Regions from separate parts of the Mus musculus genome. Here regions 2 and 3 are each linked to region 1. The links are chromatin contacts, found by POLR2A ChIA-PET in ENCODE. All regions are on one chromosome and are shown on one strand. The core of a region is the stretch at or near the end of the contact, and the rest is flanking DNA. Distances in the headings are between cores, read along the strand shown. Region 1 holds the start of Psmd9 (proteasome (prosome, macropain) 26S subunit, non-ATPase, 9). Region 2 holds the start of Setd1b (SET domain containing 1B). Region 3 holds the start of Bcl7a (B cell CLL/lymphoma 7A).

Region 1 (3,238 bases), core at 233-2,732:
TATTAGTGAGCCAGTACAACACTAAGTGTTTGGGACCCCAGTGGAGCACTGAGCCTTTTTCAGGGTAAGCTTTTTGAGCACAAAAACCGGGTCCTGGGGTGATATACCTTAGTTCACAAGAGCAATTAGCCAGGAGCACAACCACTGAAGCCAAAAAGCAAGGTTCGTGCATGGAGAGACTTTCCCACAGCTGTGGACTTGGATGGCTTCCGGCTTTGTTTTAGTTTTGGCAGGTGGTGCTGTCTGTGTGCTGTGTTTTCCAGCCTGAGTGGTACTTTCTTTATGGAGTCGGTTGTACTAAGGTCTGGGGGCCTGTTACACCAGCACCTCGTGACAGAGGTGAAAGTCAATAAATACTTGGACACCCTTAAGAGACACGTTGCTAGGGTGTGTGTACTCTGATCAGGATCCAAAGGGAATAAATTAGTAAATAAAAATGAAAAAAAAGAGCGAGAGATATTACTGTTAGTGTCACACAATAAGGTCAGAGAGCAGAAGGTGAAATTATTTAAGGTCACATGGAATATATATAGTCGGTGTTAATGGTCCAACTTTGAACATAGGTTGTACCATGAGGATCCCCAGCCCGAAAGTGGCTGGGGATATAGCTGAGTTGGTAGAGTGTTCCTGATCCCCAATATTTCATAAACCATACCTGGTGGTACATGCCTGTAATCCCTGCCTGTGGAGGGAGCAGATGGAGTATCAGATGCTCAAAGGCACTGGGCACACTAGGTTATAAAGAAGGAAAAAAAAAAAGGTCTTGAAGTTTTGATGAGGATAGGTTGAGGGAGGTGCGAAATGGATAGAATGGGAGTGGGGGGTTAGAGGGTGTCTGTGATCATGACAATAAGAAATAGAATATTCTAAAAACTTGGGGAGAGCTTCAAGGTCGCCTTCATCTACACAATGAGTTAGAGGCCTGCCTGAGATGCAGTAAATCTTGTCTGGAAAAAGAAAAAGAAAAGAAACAGAAAACAAAAAACAAATCGCTTGAAAGCCTCTTTCAAACACTCAGGGGCTTCGTAGATGTTAAGAACTGAAGTGTCAAGGTTGGCAAGACTGGATCCTCTTACATTTATACAGCTGGTATCCAGTTTACTCAGCCTTCAGATGAGTGAATGAAAAAAAGTGTAAGCCAGATGTGGTGGCTTTAATCCCAGCACTTGGGAGCAGAGGCAGGAGGATTTCTGAGTTTGAGGCCAGCCTGGTCTACAGAGTGAGTTCCAGGACAGCCAGGGATACACAGAGAAACCCTGTCTTGAAAAACGGGGTGGGGTGGGGGGGTGGGGAAACGGACGGATGGAGGGACGGGGACAGAATGAAAAAGAAAGGAATGAACAAGAAAAGTGGAAATGAGTCAGGATAAAGTGGGAGTAAATACCTATGTCCTCTATGGGCCTATTTATCTCTACCGGGTCATCTGAAAACCACGTGGTCTATCTAGCCGGTGACCCCGCCCACTTCCAAGCTCCACCCTTCATCTGTTTCCGTACTTGCGCGTTGGCTGAGCTGTTTTGGCCCCGGGGAGGACCCGTAGCCTCAGCCTCGGCTGGCGTCCGTAGCCGGGAAACCCAGAACTCTAGCTTGAGGTCCGCGATGTCGGGTGAAGACGTTCCGCACCGGGCAGAGTCCTCCGAGGCCCGTGCGGCCGCGGTCAGCGACATCCAGGATCTGATGCGACGCAAGGAGGAGATCGAGGCGGAGATCAAGGCTAATTACGACGTCCTGGAGAGCGTGAGTGTGGCGGGGAGGCCTGCGGACGAGGCTCGGGGTCGCTGCCAAGCAGTGTCCTAGAGGGGGTCTTTGCTGCGTGCCACACGCCCCTTTAAGCATTTTTTCTTTACGTGGGATTAATTTTCATTTTCGGAAGCATTAACTTTGCATTTTAAAGTTTTTTGTTTGTTTGTTTTTAACGCAGCCCCTAAGCTGGCTTCGAACTCGTGATCCTCCTGCTTCATCTTTCTGAGTGCGGGAATCGCGGGCCTGTGCAACCATGATATAGGCCTTAGTGAAACTGCCTCGGTCGCAAGGATAGACTATTTGCTGAGGCATAGTGATAATCGCTACTGTCACTTTCTGTAGGTGACATTACCAGGTTTGGCCTCGCCACCCGCTTTTCTTTAGGACTTTATAAATGTCAACTGGGAGAATTAATTGGGCATCTTGTTAAAATGCACGTTGTAGCCAGGGGAGGCATCCCTATTTAAGCCCAGCGTTTAGAGAGTGGAGGCAGGGGGATCAGGACTTGAGGGTTATTCTTGCCTACATAGTAAGCTCGAGGCTGTCCTGGGTTATATTAGACCTTGTCTCAAAAAAAAACCAAAAAAAAAAAAAAAAAAAAAAAACAAAAAAGAAAAGTAAAAATGAAATGCAGACTCTAATTGGGATAGGGAAAAGACTCTGGATTTTAAGAAAACCCTCACCTCTGCTAATTGCTCTTTTAAGTGGAGCCAGATTAAGCACATTGTCTTTACTGTAAAAGGGGAAACAGGGCCAGAGTGGAGCCAATGCTTGCCCAGTTAGGAAGGGGGAATGGTTGGCTCTGTGATCTGTTTACCTCCTAAGCAGATATATTTTTCATAAAACCCCAAGTCAGTGTATAGAGGAAGGGGAGGCTAAATCACACTCATTGCTGGGCACAATGACATCTGGGTGATGGGTGCCAGATGACGGTGTCATATAGAGGTTCTACAGGCCAGGTAGGTGCTGACCATGTGCCTGAAAGGTACTATCTTGTATGTGTGCTGTGCCAGGAAACTGTCACAGCAGTATTGTTAACTTGTGTCCCTGAAGCTCAAAGGGGCGGAGTCAGGGGCTGGAGAGATGGCTCAGTGGTTTAAAGGCACTGGCCATCATAAGGACTGGAGTTGAGATCCAGAATTTACTACTGTGTAAGTTCACACGCCCGTGGAGACGTTTAAACAGACACAAATCTCTTTAAAGAAAAAAAAACACAAAAACCCGTGTGTGTGTGTGTGTGTGTGTGTGTGTGTACACATATATCTGTGTATGTATGGATACACATATATGTGTATATATGTATGTGTATATGTATGTATGTATATGTGTGTGTGTATACACATATATCTGTGTGTGTGTATGAAAGGAGAAGTCACTTGTTTAAAGTCACAGGCCTCCGGCTTGGTAAAGCTTAAAACAGATAAAAAGCAATTTTTTGTTTTGTTTTGTCTTGTTTTTCGAATGAGAGTTTCTTTTTGTAGCTCTGGCTGTCCTG
Region 2 (3,284 bases), core at 487-2,986, 86 kb before region 1:
TCAGGCGACAGTAACACGAGAACGGCAGTGCAGTTAAGGACAGAATGGATTGGGTACTTACAATGTAAAAGGTTTTTAGAAAATTTAACAGTAACAACAGCTCACAGTTTTTTTGTTATTGTTGCCGTTTCGCTACAACTATACATTTAAAACATTACCTTGTTAAAAAATAGAATTAATAAGATGGTCAGGCTTAAGTGTTTAATAGAGGAAACTATATTTAAAAATTTATTGTTCAGTCAAGAGAATACAGATTAAGACAGCTCCAAGCTCTCCCACCCACCCACCCGAGAAAAAAAAAAAAGGAAAAAAATTAAATATGTCATTTACTTAGGTTTTTTTGAATTCAAAACTGTTAACTGCTGACATTAATAGTGTGCTATGACCTAGTTATACAAGACAAAGATGGATTCCAAGTCATAAGGAAAAATCCAGATCTTTTTAAAAGGTCTTCATTCTTCCAAGTGTGAGTCCTTTGGCAAATGTTAAACACATTCAGGCGTCCTGAACTGGATGGTGGAGTCAAAGGAAAAGCATTCCCCATTTGCAACAAAGGAAAAACCCACTTGGCCATTTAATTCCATTGCAGAAAAATGGCTCCCTCATCTGTTGGCCTCTCCTTGGAGTCTGATGAAGGATGTTTTGAGATCAGCGTCTAATAACTCAAGCCCTATAGAAGCCGCGCGCTGATTGGCTGCCGCACCCTGCCGCCCTGCTCCAGCCAATTACCTACCCACGGCCAAATTACAAACCCCGAAAAGAGCCCCAATATGAAATACACCACCACGAAGCCCCGGCGAGGCGGCTGCTTCGCCTCGGCAGCCCGAGAAGAGAGACCGAGGGCGTCTGCAACCAGATCCACGCGAAAAGCCGGGGAAGCCTACGAGTTGAACTCACAAAATGGAAGCCGAGCGCTGATTGGCCGCCGCCACTCCCGGACCTTTAATAAAGAAAGGGGAAGGAAAATGATAAATGCAAAAAAGGGGACTCTCTGTCGCTGGTGGCTGGAGGAAGGAGGGAGGGAGAAGCATGTGTTCAAGACAATTACTGGGCGCTCCCCTCCAAAAATAAAAACAGAAAGGCAAAAAATAAAAACGAAAAAATAAAGAGAAAGAGCTATCTTCCCCGTCCAGGCGAGGGTTGTATCCTCCCAGGAATGTGAAGGCTAGTGTGGTTCCAAACCTTGGTTTCCCTTCCCCAGCACAGCTCCTGGGAGGGAGGGGGCGTGCGGGCCAAAGAGGAAGCGGGATCGGAGATACCTCGATTGCAAACTCGTTTGGGGTCGACGTCTGCCTCCCCTCCAGGCTTCTAGTAGTCATACACACGATCACCCCCCACTCGAAACCCAGCCCTTTTCGCCGAGACTCCACGCGTCCACCACCGGCCTGGGCAGTTTGGAAACAGTTTGGGAGGCCCTGGGGGCGCACACCGTGGAGTCTTCCGTAGCTGGAAGGGTAGCCCCAGCCGCGGGGGAGATAGAAGCCGTGGAGACCCCCCTCTCCCCCGTCAGCCAAGCCCCCCACCTCAGTCCCAGCAGAATAAATAAATTAAAAGGCCTTCCCCCCGGGGAAGGGGGGGGAGGCAGTGTGGGAGCGCGCGAGTGAGGGGTGGGGGGCCGCTGGGGCCCGGGGCTTTGGCGGCGCAGCTGCCGCCGCCGGGAGAGTGCCTGGGGAAGCGGCGAGGAAGGCGAGGGGAGGAGGAAGAGGAGGAGGAGGAGGAAGAGGAGGAGGGTGAGCACTCGGGTCGGGCTCCTTAGCGGTGTATTGTGGGATGTGCGGCTACTGGGAGCCGAGCCTCCGCCGCCAGCCGCCTCCCGGGCAGCAGCAGCAGCAGCAGCGGCGGCGGCAGCAGCAAGGGCAGCGGCAGCTCGGGGCCCGGCAGCCGCTAAGGCGGCGTCCCCCCCATCCCGGCCCCCGGTCCGGCCGCCCCGGCCTCGGCTCCCGCGGGGGACACCATGTACTGGCTGGCGGCGCAGGGAGGCCGGCGCCCGGCGGGGATGTAAGCGCGGCGCAGGGAAGGGAGGAGAGAGAGAGAGAGAGAGAGAGAGAGAGGCCGCGGTCAGAGGAGCCGGGCAGCCCGAGCCCCCGGCCCCCGCCCGGGCGGGCGACGCCAGGCCCTGCCGCGCGCCCCGCTCCCGAGCCGGGCCGAGCGCCACGCCGGGCGGCTGGCGGCACCATGGGCCGGAGCCCGCGTCCTCCGTGCGTCCCGGACCGCGCCAGCCCGCAGCGGGGGCCCCGGGCAGCCCCTCGCTGCCAGCCGGAGACGGTGGCCGAGCGGGCGGGCGCGTAAACCCTCCGGAAAGGGTTTATTCTCTCGCTCCATTCTTAGATTTTTTTTCCTCGGGAGGCGGGGGGGGGGGGGAGAGGCAGCGAGACAAGCTTTCGGGGCGCGCTGGTAAGGTGGGAGGGGGGTGGGGGCCAGCCGATTGGATTCTCGGGCGAATGTGTAGAAGCGTCGGAGAGGACAACAACTTGCTTGGGTTTCAGGTTGGGTTAACGGCATGGAGAACAGTCACCCCCACCACCACCACCAGCAGCCCCCGCCGCAGCCCGGCCCTTCGGGCGAGAGGAGGAACCACCATTGGAGAAGTTACAAGTTGATGATTGACCCGGCTCTGAAAAAGGGGCACCATAAACTGTACCGCTACGATGGGCAGCATTTCAGCCTGGCCGTGAGTAGCCGGCGCGCCTTCCCGCCACCCCCACCCACCCCCGGTGGAGCCCCCAGACAAGAGGCGAACGGAGGGGGACCCCTCTTCCAGCTACCTGGGCCAACTGTCAGCCAGGACTCCCTCCCCTCAGCCTGGAGTGGGACTGGTGCCTTGAGGGGGGGGGGTCTGCCCCTGCCCCTGGGGAGGGTGCCAGCCCTTCTATACTGAACCCCCTGTCTCTGCCCACAGATGTCCAGCAACCGCCCGGTGGAGATCGTGGAAGATCCCCGGGTGGTCGGAATCTGGACCAAAAACAAGGAGCTGGAGCTGTCTGTGCCCAAATTCAAGGTAGGACCCCTCCTCTCTGTCTTATGGTCCCTCCCCCCCTCCTTCCCCGAGTTCGAAAATAACGCCAGTCCTGACCAAGCCCAGCCGGATTCTTAGTTCCCGCCGTCCAGGACTGGGAAGTTTTGGCGGGGAGGGGGGAGAGGGGTGTCCCCTCCGGGCCACTGTAAACAAAATAACACTCGGAGAAACTGTAACGAGGGCACTGAGACTGTATCATGCCGGCAGAGCTGGGGGCTCCCGGTCCCCACCTGGGTCCTTGCGCACCCAGGGCCCTGGCTCAGGGACC
Region 3 (3,059 bases), core at 40-2,539, 120 kb after region 1:
CCTGGCTCCATTGTTTTGTTGTTGTTGTTGGTTTTTTGCTTTTGTTTGTTTTGGTTTGGGTTGTTTTTTTGTTTTGTTTTGTTTTAAGACAGGGCCTCACTATGTAGTCCTGGAACTACCTACATAAACCAGGTTGGTCTTGAACCACAGATCTCTACCTGCTTCTGCCTGGAATTAAAGGAGTGGGCTACCACATCTGATTGTTGTTCTTATTTTTAAATTTTCGCTTTAGGACCGTGCGTTTAAAGTGGTTAAAAGAAGCCTGGGGGAAATTTCCCCAGATTCTCACACCCATTTCCCCACTAGCTCCCTCTACCAAACCCCTGCAACCCCCCCAGACTTCAGGGGGAGATGCTTGGTACTAGAATCATGGCAGTCACAGATGAAGGTCACTGCTGCAACCTTCAATAACTCCTTGACTCAGTTTGTCCATCTGTGAAATGACTGATGTTGCGCTAGTTCCTCTCCAGGTAGCAGCTCTCTCACTTCAGGTCATCTCTTTTCCCAGCATTCACGTGGACAAGCATTCGCTCTGGTCCAGTCTGTGTAGCCGCAACTGCACACCCACCTGTCCCTATACTGGGTGACCGCGGTAGATCCTGTCACCCAGCTCTGTCCTAGGGTAGGGAGACAGCCTCTCATAAGTCCTTCTGTGTTGGGCCAGTCTAGTTTACCTGCTGCTCCGGGTCATTACACTGCACTTCCACCAGGAGCCGTTTAAGATTAAATTGTCATTTTCGGTCAAACCCCAGGGAGGTTGATCCGTGACTGGGACAACTTATCTCTAAGGGAAAGAAAGCCCAGAGACAATGTCAATTGCCACCGGGTTCGGGCACCTTTCCTACGACTCTAGTTTAAGCATGGGGAGGAGACGTTCTAGCTCGCACATTTTAACAGGGCAGCTGGCCAGAGACCGGCGCCTCAACTCTTTCTAAGATCACCTCGCGTCCCGAACCGCCGCCTCCAACTCTTGAGAACTCAAACGCCCGACAAGAAACTTGCACGATCGCGCCCGCGGCCACCAACCCGAGCCAGAGCACCCACGGCCTGCAGTCTGCCATCCCCAGGGTGTGTGTCTTGGGGGGGGGAGGGGCCCCCCATCGCACCTGCGGCCTCTGGGTGAGTCCTGGCGCGGGCCCGTCCCGCGTGCTGGGAGGTCGGGGTTACCCGGGAGAGCTTTCCCAGAGTGAGGTCCCCGAGGCTCCCCGGGGAGGGCGGCGGCACCCGGAGGCCGCACTGCTGGCGGCCGCGCCGCTCCCCCTCGCTCTGTGCAGCTGCCGCCCCGGCGCTTGCGCACTGGGCCCCGGGCGCGCGGCGGCACCAGGCTTTGTGTGTGCGCGTATGTGTGTGAGTGTGTGTCTGTGCGCGAGTGAGAGAGCGGGCGAGTGTGGCGAGCAGGACCCGGCGGGCGCGCTCCCCCAGCCTCCCTCTCTCTCTCTCTTTCCTCTCTCTCTCCCTCCCCGCCAGAACCATGTCGGGCAGGTCGGTTCGAGCCGAGACCAGGAGCCGGGCCAAAGATGATATCAAGAGGGTCATGGCGGCTATCGAGAAAGTGCGCAAATGGTAAGCCGAGGCGCCTGCTCGCTCTCTCGCTCGCCCCGGCTCGCTGCACCGCGTCGCGGCCGCCAGCAAGCCCGGACCCAGCGCGTAGAGCGGCGGGGCGCAGCGGCCCCGGGCCCGGAGTTGGCGAGGGCGCGCGGCCGGGGTCACCTGCGCCCCGCGGGGGCTGCGTCCGCTGCCCAGGTGTGCTTGGCGCCGGTCACCCACCTGGCGCGGCGGCGGCGAGAGCGGCGGCGGCGGCGGCAGGAGCCCGGAGCTCGGAGCTCGGCTCTCGGGAGAGGGGGGTTCGCAGCCGGCCCCAGAAGCCATTTCGTTTTTTTGTGCAAGTCACATGAAAGCGGCTTCCCGCGCGCCGGGGCCGTGATGCCGGCGGCGGCGGGCAGAGCGCGAGCTCCATTGTGCAGCGCGGAGCGGGCCGCCGTCTCCTCCCGGGGCGGCGCGGCGCCGGTGTCCCCCCCCCCCAACACACACACACACACATACACACACACATCCTACGCCCCGACCCGCCCGCAGCTCCCCGCCTCCCAGGCCTCGGCGCCCTCGAGTCTGCGGAGTTTGCAGAGCGCGAGCCGTTTAAATTTAGCGCTTTGGGCAGCCTGGAGCGAGGGCTCCGGGCGAGGAAGGAAGATGGGGGCGAGCGCTAGGAAGGCGGTGGCGCGGCCGGGGCGCGGAGCACCCACGGCTCCCACGCGCTCCGCGCGGCACCCGAAGCTCGGGGAGCGCGATGTTTGCATCCAGAAGCCAAGTCCTGGGCCGTGTCTTGCCTCCTTCTTGCTGGAGCTGGTGTTTGTTTTGCGGAGAGAACGAGCGACCGTTGTTTTTGTTCTCTGCACTGGGGGAGGAGGAGACCGCGAGATTCGGTGTGGGCCGTGCGTGTTTTTCAAGCTCAAATTAGATCCTGCCCGGCGTGGCCTCGTTATAATTAGTAGGATGGAACATTTTCTCGGCCCTCGTCGGGATCTGACACCGAGGCGGCCCCAGAGGCCAGGCCTGAGGCGCCAGTAGTCCACCACCAGGTTGGGTCAGACTTGTTGAAAACTCCCTGCTCCCTGATTTTAACTTTATTACGGTTTTTTTCCCACGGCTTCATCTGGGTCCGAGAGGGAGAGGAGCAGCTGCGAGGGTGTCCCCAAGTGTCAGCAGCCGCTGGCTGGATCTGTCCTTTATAGGAACTGGCTAGGCTCCACTGCAGGCTGGGTTGTTTTTTTTTTTTTTTTTTTGGGGGGGGGGGTCATTTCTTGAGTAACGCCTCTGTTGTTGTTGTCCTTTTTTTTTTTTTAAACACTACTGGGGACCTGTCTCCGGTTTGATGGTGTCACAAGTTAGCTGTCCTTTCAGAGTGAAACCCAACAAAAAAGGCAACGAGAAAAATCAATAAAGTCCACGTGCTCCCGGGCCTCCTATGGAAAGGGCTGTCTGCGGATGGCCGGATGCCCGCCGTGGGCTGGGTTTGGCTCCAATGGGACAAAGAATTTTCACAACCGTGAGAAGGGGAG

The links. ChIA-PET counts read pairs that join two places held with the same protein, here RNA polymerase II (POLR2A).
Region 2: POLR2A ChIA-PET joins it to region 1 with 36 read pairs in Patski. The contact joins the promoter of Setd1b here to the promoter of Psmd9 in region 1. POLR2A ChIA-PET finds 5 or more read pairs at or near these places in 4 of 5 experiments (Patski and embryonic stem cell).
Region 3: POLR2A ChIA-PET joins it to region 1 with 15 read pairs in Patski. The contact joins the promoter of Bcl7a here to the promoter of Psmd9 in region 1. POLR2A ChIA-PET finds 5 or more read pairs at or near these places in 2 of 5 experiments (Patski and embryonic stem cell).

The regions. Positions count from the first base shown.
Region 1 is chr5:123,226,708-123,229,945 of GRCm38, forward strand. Psmd9 (proteasome (prosome, macropain) 26S subunit, non-ATPase, 9) reads left to right here and starts at 1,483. Exons shown (of 6, transcript NM_026000.2): 1 at 1,483-1,737. The coding sequence starts at 1,600.
Region 2 is chr5:123,140,457-123,143,740 of GRCm38, forward strand. Setd1b (SET domain containing 1B) reads left to right here and starts at 1,737. Exons shown (of 17, transcript NM_001040398.2): 1 at 1,737-1,998; 2 at 2,487-2,671; 3 at 2,900-2,998. The coding sequence starts at 2,501. It also overlaps a transcript of Rhof not described here.
Region 3 is chr5:123,343,159-123,346,217 of GRCm38, forward strand. It overlaps Bcl7a (B cell CLL/lymphoma 7A), which reads left to right and starts at 1,290. Exons shown (of 6, transcript NM_029850.3): 1 at 1,290-1,563. The coding sequence starts at 1,472. It overlaps Gm15860 (predicted gene 15860), which reads right to left and starts at 1,984. Exons shown (of 2, transcript NR_165267.1): 1 at 1,768-1,984.